2 separate regions of the Homo sapiens genome follow, and region 1 is linked to region 2. Evidence: chromatin loops called from intact Hi-C (ENCODE). Cell type or tissue: lower leg skin. All regions are shown on one strand.

Evidence for each region. Peaks named below come from ENCODE experiments on the same cell type or tissue, not always from the same donor. Only the 100,000 strongest peaks of a DNase experiment are listed, where the experiment ranks them.
Region 1: it touches region 2 in a loop (6-fold over the local background); 3 of 110 quality-filtered maps call a loop at or near these places.

What each region holds. Positions count from the first base shown.
Region 1 is chr3:51,088,787-51,096,786 of GRCh38, reverse strand. DOCK3 (dedicator of cytokinesis 3) reads right to left here. Exons shown (of 53, transcript NM_004947.5): 8 at 7,503-7,544; 9 at 6,403-6,557. Among named protein-coding and RNA genes, the nearest start is that of MANF, 290 kb to the left of the region's middle. In lower leg skin, no CTCF peak of the experiment used is centred here; no DNase peak of the experiment used is centred here.
Region 2 is chr3:51,351,047-51,359,046 of GRCh38, reverse strand. DOCK3 (dedicator of cytokinesis 3) reads right to left here. Exons shown (of 53, transcript NM_004947.5): 41 at 4,024-4,165; 42 at 2,792-2,958; 43 at 2,554-2,640; 44 at 1,906-2,085; 45 at 1,206-1,289; 46 at 970-1,086. Among named protein-coding and RNA genes, the nearest start is that of MANF, 30 kb to the left of the region's middle. In lower leg skin, no CTCF peak of the experiment used is centred here; a DNase peak (open chromatin) is centred at 4,046.

The DNA of each region.
Region 1 (8,000 bases), 260 kb after region 2:
GGTAGATAAATCCACGAAGATGAGGAAAACCCAGTGCAAAAAGGCTGAAAATTCCAAAAACCGGAACGCCTCTTCTCCAAAGGATCACAACTCCTCACCAGCAAGGCAACAAAACTGGATAGAGAATGAGTTTGGTGAATTGACAGAAGTAGGCTTCAGAAGGTGGGTAATAACAAACTCCTCCAAGCTAAAGGAGCATGTTCTAACCCAATGCAAGGAAGCTAAGAACCTTGAAAAAGATTAGAGGAATTGCTAACTACAATAACCAGTTTAGAGAAGAACATAAATGACCTGATGGGGCAGAAAAACACAGCACAGCTTCACTTCGTGAAGCATACACAAGTATCAATAGCCGAATTGATCAAGTGGAAGAAAGGATATCAGAGACTGAAGATCAACTTAATGAAATAAAGTGTGAAGAAAAGATTAGAGAAAAAAAAAAGAAAAGAAAAGGAATGAACAAAAGCCTCCAAGAAATATGGGACTATGTGAAAAAACCAAACCTATGTTTGATTGGTGTACCTGAAAGTGACGGGGAGAATGGAACCAAGTTGGAAAACACTCTTCAGGATATTATGCAGGAGAACTTCCCCAACCTAGTAAGAAAGGCCAACATTCAAATTCAGGAAATATAGAGAACACCACAAAGATACTCCTTGAGAAGAGCAACCCCAAGACACAAGAGCAACCCCAAGACACATAATCGTCAGATTCACCAAGGTTGAGATGAAGAAAAAAATGTTAAAGGCAACCAGAGGAAAAGGTCGGGTTACCCACAAAGGGAAGCCCATCAGACTAACAGTGGATCTCTCTGCAGAAGCTTTACAAGCCAGAGAGCGTGGGGGCCAATAGTCAACATTCTTTTTTTTTTTTTTTTGCCAGAGAGCATGGGGGCCAATAGTCAACATTCTTTTTTTTTTTTTTTTTTTTTTTTTGCTAACCTTATTTATGTCACTTAAGGATTGACATTTGAAAAGAATGAGAGAATGAAGGGTGTTAGTTTAATGAGCATGAAATGTTTTATATGCTGTTATAAGAATTGAGAGAGCTTTTGAGTATTACCTTTCTCCACTAAAAGTTGGGTAAGATGGGGTGAAAAGCTTTAAAACAAATAACAGGTAAAATTAGATAAAGTAATCTGTATAACCAGAAGATAAAGATCAAATGTAAATGTTAAAAGGGCTGCATTTTGCACTAGACAATGCAAATTCCACCATCAAGTTGGTATTAAGAAACTGGGAGATTCTGGATTCTGGTGTTGTCAGTTCCAGGCTTTTTTAATACCCCAAGGAGGGCTGTGGTTGAAGCTCTAGTCAACATTCTTAAAGAATTTTCAACCCAGAATTTTATATCCAGCCACACTAAGCTTCATAAGCAAAAGAGAAATAAAATCCTTTACAGACAAGCAATTGCTGAGAGATTTTGTCACCACCAAGCCTGCCTTACAAGGGCTCCTGAAGGAAGCACTAAATATGGAAAGGAAAAACCAGTATCAGCCACTGCAAAAACATACCAAATTGTAAAGACCATCCACACTATGAAGAAACTGTATCAACGAATGGGCAAAATAACCAGCTAGCATCATAATGACAGGATCAAATTCACACATAACAATGTTAACCTTAAATGTAAACAGGCTAAATGATCCAATTAAAAGACACAGACTGGTAAATTGGATAAAGAGTCAAGACCCAGCAGGAGACCATTCTCACATGCAAAGACACACATAGGCTCAAAAGAAAGGTATGGAGCAATATTTACCAAGCAAATAGAAAGTAAAAAAAAAAAAAAGCAGGAGTTGAAATCCTAGTCTCTTATAAAACAGACTTTAAGCCAACAAAGATCAAAAAAGACAAAGAAGGGCATTACATAATGGTAAAGGGATCAATACAACAAGAAGAGCTAACTATCCTAAATATATATGCACCCAATACAGGAGCACCCAGATTCATAAAGCAAGTTCTTAGAGACCTACAAAGAGACTTAGACTCCCACACAATAATAGTGGGAGATATCTAAAATCTATGCCCTAACATCACAATTAAAAGAACTAGTAAAGCAAGACCAAGCAAATTCAAAACCAAGCAGAAGACAAGAAATAACTAAGATCAGGACAGAATTGAAGGAGATAGAGACACAAAAAACTCTTCAAAAAAATCAATGAATCCAGGAGTTCATTTTTTTGTAAAGATCAACAAAATAGACCTCTAGCCAGACTAATAAAGAAGAAAAGAGAAAAGTGAAATAGACACAATAAAAAATGATAAAGGGGATATCACCACTTATTGCACAAAAATACAAACTACCATCAGAGAATACTATAAATATCTCTACACAAATAAACTAGGAAAATATAGAAAAAATGGATAAATTCCTGGACACACACCTCCCAAGACTAAACCCAGAAGAAGTCGAATCCCTAAACAGACCAACAACAAGTTCTGAAATGGAGGCAGTAATTAGTAGCCTACCAACCAAAATAAGCCCAGGACCAGAGAGATTCACAGCCGAATTCTACCACAGACACAAAGAGGAGCTGGTACCATTCCTTTTGAAACTATTCCAATAAACAGAAAAAGAGGGAATCATCCCTAAGTCATTTTATGAGGCCAGCATCATCCTGATACCAAAACCTGGCAGAGACACAACAAAAAAAGAAAATTTCGGGCCAATATCCCTGATGAACATCGATGCAAAAATCTTCAATAAAATACTGGCAAAACCAACTCCAGCAGCATATCAAAAAGCTTATCCACCATGATCAAGTTGGCTTCATCCCTGGGAGGCAAGGCTGGTTCAACATATGCATATCAATAAACGTAATCCATCACATAAACAGAACCAATGACAAAAACCACATGTTTATCTCAATAGATGCAGAAAAGGCCTTCGATAAAATTAAACACTGCTTCATGCTAAAAACTCTGAACAAACTAGGTATTGATGTAACATATCTCAAAATAGTAAGAGCTATTTATGACAAACCCAGAGCCAGTATCATACTGAATGGGCAAAAGCTGGAAGCATTCCCTTTGAAAACTGGCACAAGACAAGGATGCCCTCTCACCACTCCTATTCAACATAGTATTAGAAGTTCTGGCCAGGGCAATCAGGCAAGAGAAAGAAATAAAGGAAAGAGAGGAAGTCAAATTGTCTCTGTTTGCAGATGACATGATTGTAAATTTAGAAAACCCCATCGTCTCAGCCCAAAATCTCCTTAAGCTGATAAGTAACTTCAGCAAAGTCTCAGGATACAAAATCAATGTGCAAACATCACAAGCATTCCTATACACCAATAATAGATGAGCAGAGAGCAAAATCACGAGTGAACTCCAATTCACAATTGCTACAAAGACAATAAAATACCTAGGAATACAACTTACAAGGGATGTGAAGGACCTCTGCATGGAGAACTACAAACCACTGCTCAAGGAAATCAGAGAGGACACAAACAAATGGAAAAACATTCCATTTGCTCATGGATGGGAAGAATCAATATAATGAAAATGGCCATACTGCCTGAAGTAATTTATAGATTCAATGCTATCCCCATCAAGCTACTACTGACTTTCTTCACAGAATTAGAAAAAACTACTTTAAATTTCATATGGAACCAAAAAAGAGCCTGCATAGCCAAGACAATCCTAAGCAAAAAGAACCAAGCCAGAGGCATCATGCTCTCTGACTTCAAACTATACTACAAGGCTACGGTAACCAAAACATCGTGTTACTGGTACCAAAACGGATATATAGGCCAATGGAACAGAAGAGAGGCCTCAGAAATAACACCACACATCTACAACCATTTGATCTTTGACAAACTTAACACAAACAAGCAATGGGGAAATGATTCCCTATTTAATAAATGGTGTCGGGAAAACTGGCTAGCCATATGCAGAAAACTGCAACGGAACCCGTTCCTTACACCTTATACAAAAATTAACTCAAGATGGATTAAATTGCTGCCTGTTCTTTCGTCTGGAAGCTTCGTCCCAGAGGGGCAACTGCCAGATGCCAGCCAGAGCTCTCTTGTATAAGGTGTCTGTAGGCCCTTACTGGGAGGTGTCTCCCAGTCAGGATATATGGGGGTCAGGGACCCACTTGAGGAGGCAGTCTGACCCTTAGCAGAGCTCAAACGCTGTGCTAGGAGGTCCGCTGCTCTCTTCAGAGCCATCAGGCAGGGAAACTAAAGTCTGCTGAAGCTGCGCCCACAGCTGCTCCTTCCCCCAGGTGCTCTGTCCCAGGGAGATGGGGGTTTTATCTATAAGTCCCTGACTGGGGCTGCTGCCTTTTTTTCAGAGATGCCCTGCCCAGAGAGGAGAAATCTGGCAGTCTGGCCACAGCAGCCTTACTGAGCTGCAGTGGGCTCCGCCCAGTTCAAACTTCCCAGCGGCTTTGTTTACACCGTGAGCATAAAACCACCTACTCAAGCCTCAGTAATGGCAGATGTCCCTCCCCCAACCAAGCTCGAGCATCCCAGGTCGATCTCAGTCTGCTGCTGTGCTGGCAGTGAGAATTTCAAGCCAGTGAATCTTTTAGTTTGCTGGGCTCCATGGGGGTGGGACCTGCCAAACCAGACCACTTGGCTTCCTGGCTTCAGCACCCCTTTCCAGAGGAGTGAACAGTTCTGTATCACTGGCGTTCCAGGTGCCAATGGGTTATGGAGAAAAACAAACTCCTGCAGCTAGTTTGGTGCCTGCTCAAACAGCTACCCAGTTTTGTGCTTGAAACCCAGGTCTCTGATGTGTTAGGCACCAGAGGGAATCTCCTGGTCTGCGGGTTGCAAAGACCATGGGACAAGCGCACTATCTGGGCCAGAGTGCACAGTTCGTCAGGCTCAGTACCTCATGGCTCCCCTTGGGTAGGGGAGAAAATTCCCCAACCCCTTGCACTTCCCAGGTGAGGCAATGCGCCACCCTGCTTCGGCTTGCCCTCCATGGGCTGCACCCACTGTCCAACCAGTCCCAGTGAGATGAACCGGGTACCTCGGCTGAAATGCAGAAATCACCCGCCTTCTGCATCAATCTTGCTGGGAGCTGCAGACCAGAGCTGTTCCTATTCAGCCATCTTGCCAACAATCCATCTTTTTTTTTTTTTTTTTTTTGAGACCAAGTCTCACACTGTCAGCTGGGCTATAGTGCAGTGGCACCATCCCGGCTCAGTGCAACCTCCGCCTCCCAGGTTGAAGCGATTTTCCTGCCTCAGCCTCCTGAATAGCTGGGCTTACAGGAGCCCGCCACCACGCCCAGCTAATTTTTTGTATTTTTGGTAGAGATGGGGTTTCACTATGTTGGTCAGGCTGGTCTCAAACTCCTGACTTCGTGATTCGCCCTCCTCGGCCTCCCAAAGTGGTGGCATTACAGTCGTGAGCCATTGCTCCTGGGCCACAATAATGGAATAGTTTTATCTGTTTCATATATTGGACTTTTTCATAAAATGTAGCTTGAAGAAAGGATTTTTACACACACATACACACTCTCACACACACAAATAAAGTTTACAAACATCTGGATAGTAGGAAAAGAAGAGCAGCCAGAATCTATATCCACACAGCCCTGGCCTGTAGTCTTGCCTACATGCAACAGTTTTAGCTTTCATCAATACCACTACTACCTTCTCTACAATAACTTTCCCAAGGGCACATACTAGGAGCCATTGGTGATAAGGAAAATTCACATGTCCTGATCAATGGGTGCATCATTTTATTCCTATGCCAAAGTAAAGCATAGTGTATTAATATTTTTGTCAAGATCAGAGGCACTGTGGGGCATATAAATTAACTGTTTTTCTTTTGCATTCTGTTATAACTTCCATTTCTAATTTTCCCACATATAATATATAATTGGAAAAGTGAAAAATCTGCTTTCGAATTTTAAGTACTAAAGCAAGTAAAAGCCATAAAGCACTCCTAACACAAGAAGTTCCCAAGCAATATAAAAGAAACTCAGAAGATGCTCTCCTTTCATGGGCTGCCCAGACAAGACACCATCAGCCCCCTTTTTCTTCAAACCCTCTCTTCCACATGCAGCAAGCCAAGGCCCAGGGCTTCCTGCACTCTGGAGCTGTGTGTCTCTGCTGCATTTGTTTGGTTCTATGTTTCTCCTATGCCTTTTTTGTGGTATTAAATAGATGCATCCTTTTCTCTCTGTGAGGTGGTGATAGCCAAGACTCGATTTTGAGCTTCTATGTGGAAAAAGTCATAAAAAAGGCAGCCACCCATGGTATGGTTTACGTGACTTAAGGGCACACAGGGAATTGGGGCCAAAACTCCTAGCTAATGAGATGAGGTTACTTTATCTTGTTTTGCCTCTTCTGTGCATCTGTCTTCTCTGATGGCCAGAGATGCCTATGACCCATACCATCCTAACATAGAACCTCACCAGAATTTCCAGTGACTCTCACCTGATCTGCTTGCCTTCCCTCATGTCATATAAGGAAAAGAAGACATCGGTATCTTCCCCAATAGTATTGTAAGTGAAACTCTTCAGGCTGAGGAAGAAGTGATGTGGCACTGGCATCCGACATGTTTCCCCATGACGTGGGCGCATTGTATCTACCTAATGAGGAAGAAAAAAACCCAGTGATTTTTATTTTAGTTATTTTTTATATTGATCATTAAAAAGTGGAAACTAAATTACAAACTCTTTTCACACTACTGAAGGAGATTATTTGAGAAACTGAAGATGTTTTCTCTGCTTGTAGGGGATGCTGCATCAACAGACTTGGGTTGAGGTGGGCAAGCAAGCAGCTGGGAGGAGTAAACAGTGAAGAAATATAGGGACAGTAATTCCAACTTACAAGTGAACTAAAAATCTCCACCAGGTGACAAATATCTTAGTTCTCCAGGAAACCATTTTCTTTTTCCTTTTTTTTTTTTTTTTTTTTTTTGAGACAGAGTCTCACTCTGTCACCCAGACTGGAGTGCAGTAGCATGATCTCGGCTCACTGCACTCTACTCCCGGGTTCAAGCAATTCTCCTCCCTCAGCCTCCTGAGTAGCTGGGATTACAGGCACCCACCATCATGCCCAGCTAATTTTTTTATTTTTAGTAGGTTTCACCATGTTGACCAGGCTGGTCTCAAACTCCTGACTTCAGGTGATCCACCTGCCTTGGCCTCCCAATGTGCTGGGATTACAGGCATGAGCCACCACGCCCAGCCCGGAAAACCATTTTCAAACTCATTTTAAAGAAATGCCATTATGACCCCAATGCGCTTGATTTACACTGTTACCTCGTAATAGTTACCATTCTAAATAACATTTTTATTTTCTCCCAGACTGATTCATTTTAGTTTCAGTCTGCTTTAATTGTGCTTATGCAAATCTGCACAGTAGAAGTAGAGTCTGGCCAAAACTGTTTAGAGGTCAAAGCTCCTCAGATAAAGACACCACACAGTCAAGAAGTCAGTGGTGTCTGTCATTTCCTGGTGTATTCATATGTTGTAATCTCTTAACAGAAAAAGTTGAGGGGAAAGGCTGGAAGACCCAGGAAAGCCGCTTACCTGGGATGTGCTTTGCTGTACACTCTGCCGGCTAGATAAATGCTATGGAAAGAAGGAAAGAAAAATAAACTCTACCGGGAAAGAAACTAAATTTTATTAAGAACTTTCTATATGCTGGGCAGTCTGCTATGCCTTTTATATTCATGATCTCATTTAATTCTGATAACTTTGTAAAATAAGTGTTATTCGTATTTGGTGGAGACAACTAAGGCTTAGAGTATGGACGTAATTTGCTGAAGGTCACATAGCAAGAAAGTGGCAAAATCCAGATTCAAACCTGAGCCCTTCCAGATCTGACTAACAGACAAGTCACAAGTCGGTGCCTGGTACTAAATTTTTGCTTTGCCACTGTCCTCTCCATATACTGTACCACTTTCTGAGCTGCCTGATCCAGCTTCTTCAGACTTTCCACAATGATGCCTTTAACAATAAAGGGCTCCCTCCCAAACACTTCCCCATGCTGTTCCTTTACTGCTGGCTGGCTGAAATGAGAAGAAG
Region 2 (8,000 bases):
CAGTGGTCCTGGGTGATGAGAAGAGAACTTGGCTTGGGTGCCAGGTAGCAGCAGGTAATTGGGCTCATATCCCTTAAGATCTGGGAGCCAGCCTGTTTAGCAGGAAGGGATCTTTAGAAAACATTTGGAGTCAGCCCCACAGTTGAAAATGAGGTTTGGATATGTGAATAGGGGGCTCTATCCTCAGCCAGTCAGCATTTCCTCTAAGACCCTGCCAAGGAATACTGGTCCTGGAATATAAGTCCTGTTTGTGTGTTTAAGTCCTTGGGCCAAACCCTACTGTGGAGGCTGAAGAGCTGGGCCAGAGTTAGGGAGACTTTCAGGAGCCTGGTCCAGCCCCAGGACCTGCTTGACTCCTTTAAGGACTGCTAGCATGAAAGTACTGCTCATCCTAGGCTATCTCAGATGTGAGCTTGGATCACGAGACATGATAGAGGAAGCTGGGAATAAGAGGGAGGGAGAGACAGAGGGAGAAAAGGGAGTTGGGAGGAAGAGTAAAAAGAGGGAAAAGAGAACGATTAGAGGGAGGAGAAAGAATGAAGAAGGACAGGGAGAGAGGAGGAGGAGGGAGATGGGGAGAGAAGGCTGGCTCAGGCCATGCCTATCTCTTTAGGTTCTTGGGATGAAAAACATCTCCAAAAAGATCCCTACATGTGGGCCATATATGTTAGCTCTCTTCCTTCACATATGAAAACCTGTCTACTAGCACAGTGCCCTGAAAAACGTTCCCTGCCCTTGAATCTGGCTCCTCCTTTGGGAGTGAGTGAGTGGGAGGATCCTCAGCATCCTTCCCCTGGATATAGCATCCATCCTTGCCCCCTGTCCCTCTGTAGGGAGGACAGCCTCTCTCCCCAACCCCGGCCCCTGCCCAGGCTCCCTCTCTCCTATTTTCCTTTGGTTTGTGGCGTAGGTCTGGAGGAAGTGACACCTGGTTCTACTGCAGCAGGGGCAGGACAGGGATCAACTTACATGGTAGAGACTGGCCCGCATCATCTGGAACTGATCAATTAGCTTCTTATGCAGAGGCCGCATTTCTGGGTGCACAAACTTCTCATGAACTGCTAGCCCAACTCCAAGGACATGAACCTATCAGAGTCACAAACAAGGCCACTCTGTGAACCATGAGTAGCCCCTGAGAACTGCTCATCTTGTAGTGCATGGCTTTTCTCACCTGGCTGCTGGTTCCCAAGCCCTCCAAGACATACCTGCTCCTGCATAAGCTCCTTGAGCTGGGTGATCTTCTCAGCATCTCCTGGGTGCTTGTTGATGTAATCTTTATCAAAGAAGGCCTGTGAAAGGAAAGGCCAAGTCAGGAAGACTCTTCCCAGGACTACTACTTAAGTGGGGCCCAGGAGACTTGAGTCCACTAATGCCACCTAAAAAGCAGCCAGGCTGTCTCCTCATAGGTACATACACCAGTCTGGCCTGTTTGAACTTCTGGCAATTAGAGGTGTGTTTTTTTGTCTGAGAAGGACTGAACGTGGCCAAGCCATCTAAGTCTGGATGCTGACCCCAGTCCCTCATGGAGCCTGGATGGCCTAGGTAGGGCAGGCAGGACTGGTGGACTGGGAGTAGGGGCTAGCCTCTTATCCAGCCTACAACTCACTTCTCCTGACGGGCTGGGCTCCAAGGCTCCTCTTGGAGGGCACTTAACATCCTCCCATAATCAGGATTACAGATTACCCATCTTAGAGTTCAGAGAATAAAAATGAAGAAAAGGCCCTACCAAACTGTGCCAAAGAAATAGGGAGTGATAGGGAGCTTAGGGCCTCATTCCAGGACCATGTCAAGAGAGGGCATGTAGGGAAGGCTACCTAAGGAGACTATAATCTTGAAAAGAGAAGCCTGTGAGCCGCCTTCCTGGCCAGGCTGGCTGCATGGGTTTGGCCTGTGGCCACAGCTTACCTCCTGATAGCGTGCAATGCCTCCATTGACAGCTGCATCAATGACACCATTCAGGCACATGCTTAGCAGGTTAATGTTGCCATGCACCTGCTTGTGTTGATACTGGCTGATCAGGGAGCGTAGCTCCTGGTTCTTATTCTCAACCACTTGGATGGCATTCTCCAGAGGGCTCACCTCCACCTAGGGGCACACAGCACACAGAGTCATCCCAGAAATGATGATAACCCCTCATCATCTTCCTGAGAGCTGGGGTCTAAGATCTGTGGTATTGATTCCCCTTCCTTGTTCCTGTGAACTTGAGACTCCCTGGACCCTTTCCACTTCTGTTGTCTGATTTATAGGCACTTGGAAGTACAGCAAATAGTGAAGAACACTAGTTCTGAAATCAGAGCACTCTGGTTTCTTGAATCTCAGAGAATAGTTTTCTCATATGTAAAGTAGGAGGTTGAAAATACCTGCTGCTCAGGGGTGTTGTATGGATTAGATAAGAGAAGGTACACAAAGATCCTAGCACAGGGTTGACCTGTGGGAGCCTTGGCCAGGCAGGTGGCCGACGCTCTCTTTTTCTTTAGTCCTTAGAGAAGGGCCCCCAGAGCTGGGGCTGATGGAGCAGTTGTGAAGCTCAGCTTCATCTGAGACATGTCTCACCAGTTCCCTCCTCTCCACTTCAAACCACCGAGAGATGCCAGGCAAGCTGTGGGTCAGGGTCAGTGTGGTACGTTCAATCCACAGGCTCTGTAGGGAGGGAACAGGCAGGTATGGGCAGTTAGGCAAGTTTTGCCACACCCTGCCTACCTGAGGGATAAAACAGTGGTGAGTTCCCAAGGAAGTTGAGCTTGCCCCTGGACTTGCTGTGTGTACTGCCCGTTTTCCTAGATTTGTTCACCTTGAATTCATTCTCCTTGTCCTTGGGGCCTTTGTGAAAAGGCCTGTCATACCGGAACTTCCTCACATTGTTGACGCGATAGAAGCTCTTGACTCGATCTGGTACCCTATCCATCTGCAGAACATCCACATAATCTGGAATGGGCGTCACTGCATAGATCTGCAAGTCTGGGCAGGAAGTGAAGGAGAAACACAGACTTGCCAGAGCTGGGCCTGAGAGGCTGACCCCTGTCATCTCCTCAAAGGGGAGAAGTGCACCATAGTCCCTGCTCCTTACTGACAGCCCAGTAGGGGAGGCAGTGGCATCTCTAGGGGCAGATCAGACCCAAGCTCAGTTAGGTAAATCTCTATCTGCTCTCTCCCTCTCCCTGCTCTAGTAGTTGAGTTTCATGAGCACTCAGCCAAGGTGAGATGTCAACAGCCAAGTGTTCTCTGGTGCCCCTTTAAGAAACAAAGGGAAAGAGGGGAATGCAGGCATCCACCCCATGGGAGTGAAAGAAGGCTGCAAGGGTCTGGGCTTCCCCTCTATAGGTAAAGCATATTTACTGAAGAACAACTTTTAAATAAAATACTGTTTGAAATTTTTGTGGAAAAAAAGCAGATAAGAGTCCACTTGCCCTCCCTTCTCTGAAACAAGCTTGCCATAGTCATGGCAACTGTCATGTGGTCCCCAAGGAAGCTGTGTGTGAAAGGTGAGGGGAAGGGCAGTGTTTCCATTCAGACTTCCAAGTGCCACCAAACCAAAGGAACTCCTCATCTTCTCCTGCTCCACACATCCTTGGGCCCTGCCCCAGTCCGCCTGATGAAGAGAAGGGACAACAATAGTACACATGGGAGTGGAGCAGGGCACAGCACAGGTGGTATCCCTGTGACAAGAGCCCTGATAGGACCCCAAGTCACCCTGTACAGTGATTGCTCCTGGCTGCCTGGGCAGACTCCTCATAGGGCAGGGTGAGGATTAAGCTGTTGGAAGCAGCCAGCCTGAGGGATAAAGGCCTTCCTGAAGCCCCACTGATAACTAGACCACCCACTGCTAAGGGCGTGCCACTGCTTCCTCTTTGAGGTATTAGTGCCTTGCTAAGTGTGTGCTAAGCAATGAGGACACACTCAGGTTTAGGACTATGGGATATCTAAACCTGTATGGTTGGCAATGTGGTAAAGGGGCAGCTGACTGGGTGGATCTCACCTCCCAGGGCCCCTGCCCTCCTCCTCCCACCCAGTATCAAAGGATACACTGGGCATCGCACTGTAGGATGGCGTCATCAGGATGGTTGGGGTGCTGCATGGCGACAGCCTGCGGAAACTCACTGAGCATCCTCTGCTGGAAGGCCTCCAGCCTCTCGTAGTCATGGCCACGGCACACGTATTCTTTGTTCTGCCACAAACAGAAGAGCACACTCTATGTATGCTTTGCTTGTAGCCCCCCACCTCCACCCTGGAGTCAGTAGCTACATATAGCACAAACATATCTTAGGAGCCTTCTCTGTATCAGGCCCTGGGACAGGCACAGGGCATTGCACTCAAGGAGGCAGAAGAAAAACAAAGCGAGAATTACACTGTGGTGTGGCAGCCCCAAGGGAAGGGTACAGGCTGCAAGAAGCTTGGAAGAAGAAGAAAAACCTTACGCAGGAAAGAGAGCAAGGTGGGAGATGGGATTTTAGAAAAAGCTATGTTAAAAAAACGTCCTGAAAGGTCCACCTAGGTCAGGCTGGTATGGTATGGTGTGAGTGGAGAAGGGCAATCTATGTGGGTACCGTGACAACCAGGGCAACAACAATCAAGACAGGAAAAGGTGGAGCTGGAAAGAAGGTGTCTGTGTAGAGAACTGGTAGAAGCAGTTGGGCAGAGGGGGCACTGCCAGCCCCTCTTGACATGTCTTCAAAGGAAGAAAGAGAGAGGCATCACAGGGCCAGCCATATGCTTCCCGGGACAGGGTTAATCACTGGGCAGGCCTTGGAATACCCTGACCCTGACTCCAATGTTACCAAGGAGTGATTGCTATGGGTGCCACCAAATAATTTTAAATGGGGGGGGGGTGGTGATCAAGTGTGTGATTCTGAAGGATCACTTTTATTAGTTGGGAGAAACAGTCTAATGTTGCCCAGTGCCCAGTAGGTATTCAGTAACTGTTTATTGCATTAGTAACCCTTTGGCAGCAAATTTCTTTGCAAACATGTCAGCAGAACAAATAAACATCATGCTAAGTACAGACTTCTTAAAACTTTATGTTATGTCACATTTACTTTTGGTTATGTCTCAGTTTTTCTCTTTGTGGACAAGGCACCCCCAACTCTGCTTGCTCTGCCTATGTCATAGCTGGTCATGAGTGGGTGGCTGGAGGAAGTTCCCCTGAAACCCACTGGTGATGCAGTCTGCCCATCCAACTGCCTAGCCAGACCCATTTCAACAAAATGGTATCAGGCACTGCCAGCCCCTCTTGGCATGTCTTCAAAGGAAGAAAGAGAGAGAGAGGCGTCACAGGGCCAGCCATATGCTTCCTGGGACAGGGTTAATCACAGGGCAGGCCTTGTAAGACCCTGATCTTCTTGAAATAGGATTTCTGTCTCATTTTTACTTCCTCTCTCACTATGGGAGAACTTGGCTAAGGCTGGGCCATGTGTCTGTATTGTTTTTTTGTTTTTTTGAGATAAGAGTCTCACTCTCTTGCCCAGGCTGGAGTGCAGTGGTGCAATCTGGGCTCACTGCAATCTATGCCTCCCGGGTTCAAGTGATTCTCCCACTTCAGCCTCTCAAGTAACTGGGATTACAGGTATCTGGCACCATGCCTGGCTAATTTTTGTATTTTTAGCAAAGATGGGGTTTCACCATGTTGGCCAGGCTGGTCTCGAGCTCCTGACCTCAGGTGATCCACCCGCCTCAGCCTTCCCAAGTGCTCGGATTACAGGCATGAGCCACTGCACCCAGACTGGGCCATGTGTCTGGATGAATCAGAATGGAAGGGATTCTGATTCTGATTAACGCTAGGAAGAAAGTTAAGGTCAGGAGGAGCAGGCTGGCCTCTCCAGTGGAACAGACCAGTAGTCAAAGGACAGAGATATTTCTACATCTTTTGCTTGATAAATAAAACTGACAAAGAAAGTACTTGTGAAGAACTAGCCTTTTCATATCATTCATATGTACAACCCTCATCAACGTCTGTTCATGGGTCAAATGAGAAATATAAATTCCCTCAAGAAGGGAGGGTTGGATGTTTTCCTGACTCTTTGCAGATTAATAGATAATCACATTTGTGAGGCGAGGCAGGCAGATGGCCCAGAGAAACCAAGCTGATAGAGCTAAAGTAATAGATGGCCTGTGCATTCAGGGATGGTAGGAGAGTAGCCTAGCCTTCTGGGGAAGGCCCAGCAGGAAGAACGCACACAGTGTTGACCTTGAGGCTGACTGTTGGTTTCATATTCACTTGGGCAAGAGCTCCAGCATCCCCACAAAAGACAGATCTGGCCCCCACTGCTTTGTACCTGATTCCCACCATGGGCAAGGCAAAGAGCTACCTCCACTGGGACTTATTATTCTGCCACAGATGAACTGAGCAGCTGAAATAAGGGAAGGTAGCATGTGGGTTGGCTGAGGAAATTTGTATGCATGAATTATACATGCATTATGCCTCTCGTTGAGATTGCATCTTGTGTGGAGATGGGAATCGATTGATGGGTGATATTTCCTAACACCTCTTGTTATTTTTCCTCCATTCCCAGGGTCTTTGAAACCACATTTGAACATTTGGACTGTTACTTGTGAGCATGATGTGGATGGCTTAGATGCAGGTTTTATGCCAGGTCCTACCTGTCAGAAAGCTCCAACAACCCTGAGACACTAATGTGTCCTGTGACATGAGCATGAAAGGGTGGGAAACAGGTTGGACTACGATGGAGCATTCCTGCTTGGCAGAACAGAAACAGGGGATACCAGGGCCTGATTCTGTAATATCCAAAATAATGATGTTTTATAGTGAAATTTCATTTTTGATGTACAAATTGTGGATCTATACAGGAAGAAGAAAATGACAAGAAAGCATAATTTGAAAAGATAAAATGAGAAAAAGGCAAGTTACAAGACCAGAATCATTAGTTTGTCAAAGGACTTTCTGGAAATGCTTTTGGTTTCTAGTTCTTGTACAATTGCTTCTACTTCTTTTGCTGACTTCCACCACTTCCATTATTCTTATATGATCTATGCTGATGGGGCTAGCAAATATGCCACTTCTAAAATGCCTGGGCTGGATGGTCACTAGAGATGAAGGAGGCCCAGTCCTCTTAAGAAAGTCTCTCCACTCATTCCTGGCTGGGCGCATTGGCTCACGCCTGTAATCCCAGCACTTTGGGAGGCCGAGGCGGGCGGATCACATAAGGTCAGGAGTTCGAGACCAGCCTGACCAACATGGAGAAACCTCGTCTCAACTAAAAAATACAAAATTAGCCAGGCATGGTGGCGCATGCCTGTAATCCCAGCCACTCGGGAGGCTGAGGTAGAAGAATCGCTTGAACCTGGGAGGTGGAGGTTGCGGTGAGCCAAGATCGTGCCATTGTACTCCAGCCTGGGCAACAAGAGTGAAACTCTGTCTCAAAAAAAAAAAAAAAAAAAAAAGTCTCTCTACTCATTCCCATTCTGCTACTAGAAACACTCCTGTGGAATAGAGTTAGAGCCTTCCTGGGGATCACAATTAGGCAGTGAGCTTGCTGTCCCTGTCATATTGCCAGTGCTCACACAGATCGTTTTTCCTTCTAGCCTAGAATGATTACTGCCCAAGAAAAGTGCAAGTTGACCTGCCTTACTTCTGCAATGTGGTTAGCCTGGACTCTGCCGCTAGCAGACTAGCTTTTTTTAAAGGAGCTATTAAGCCCGGTTGACCTTTGATGTGATAACAAGCTTGTTATTGCTCATTGGCTAACCCAATTTCTCCAAGAAGACAGGATCCCAAACATATCAAAGGGAATTTTCCCAGCTACTTGCTGAGGCTTGTGGACAGTGAACTTTAGTTAAAGATATTGGAACTGGGGGTGATCAGCGATTAGCAATTAGGTCTCAACTGCTCCAGGGCCCACACATCAGGGCAGCTTCATTTAGATCATCTGAGAACACATCTCTATGGGATTCAGCCTATAGTGTATGTTGACTACTCCTAGAGCCTCTGAGTTGTGCTGAATAAATAAGAAAATCACAACTGGTGTCAGTAGATCTATGCTCAGTCA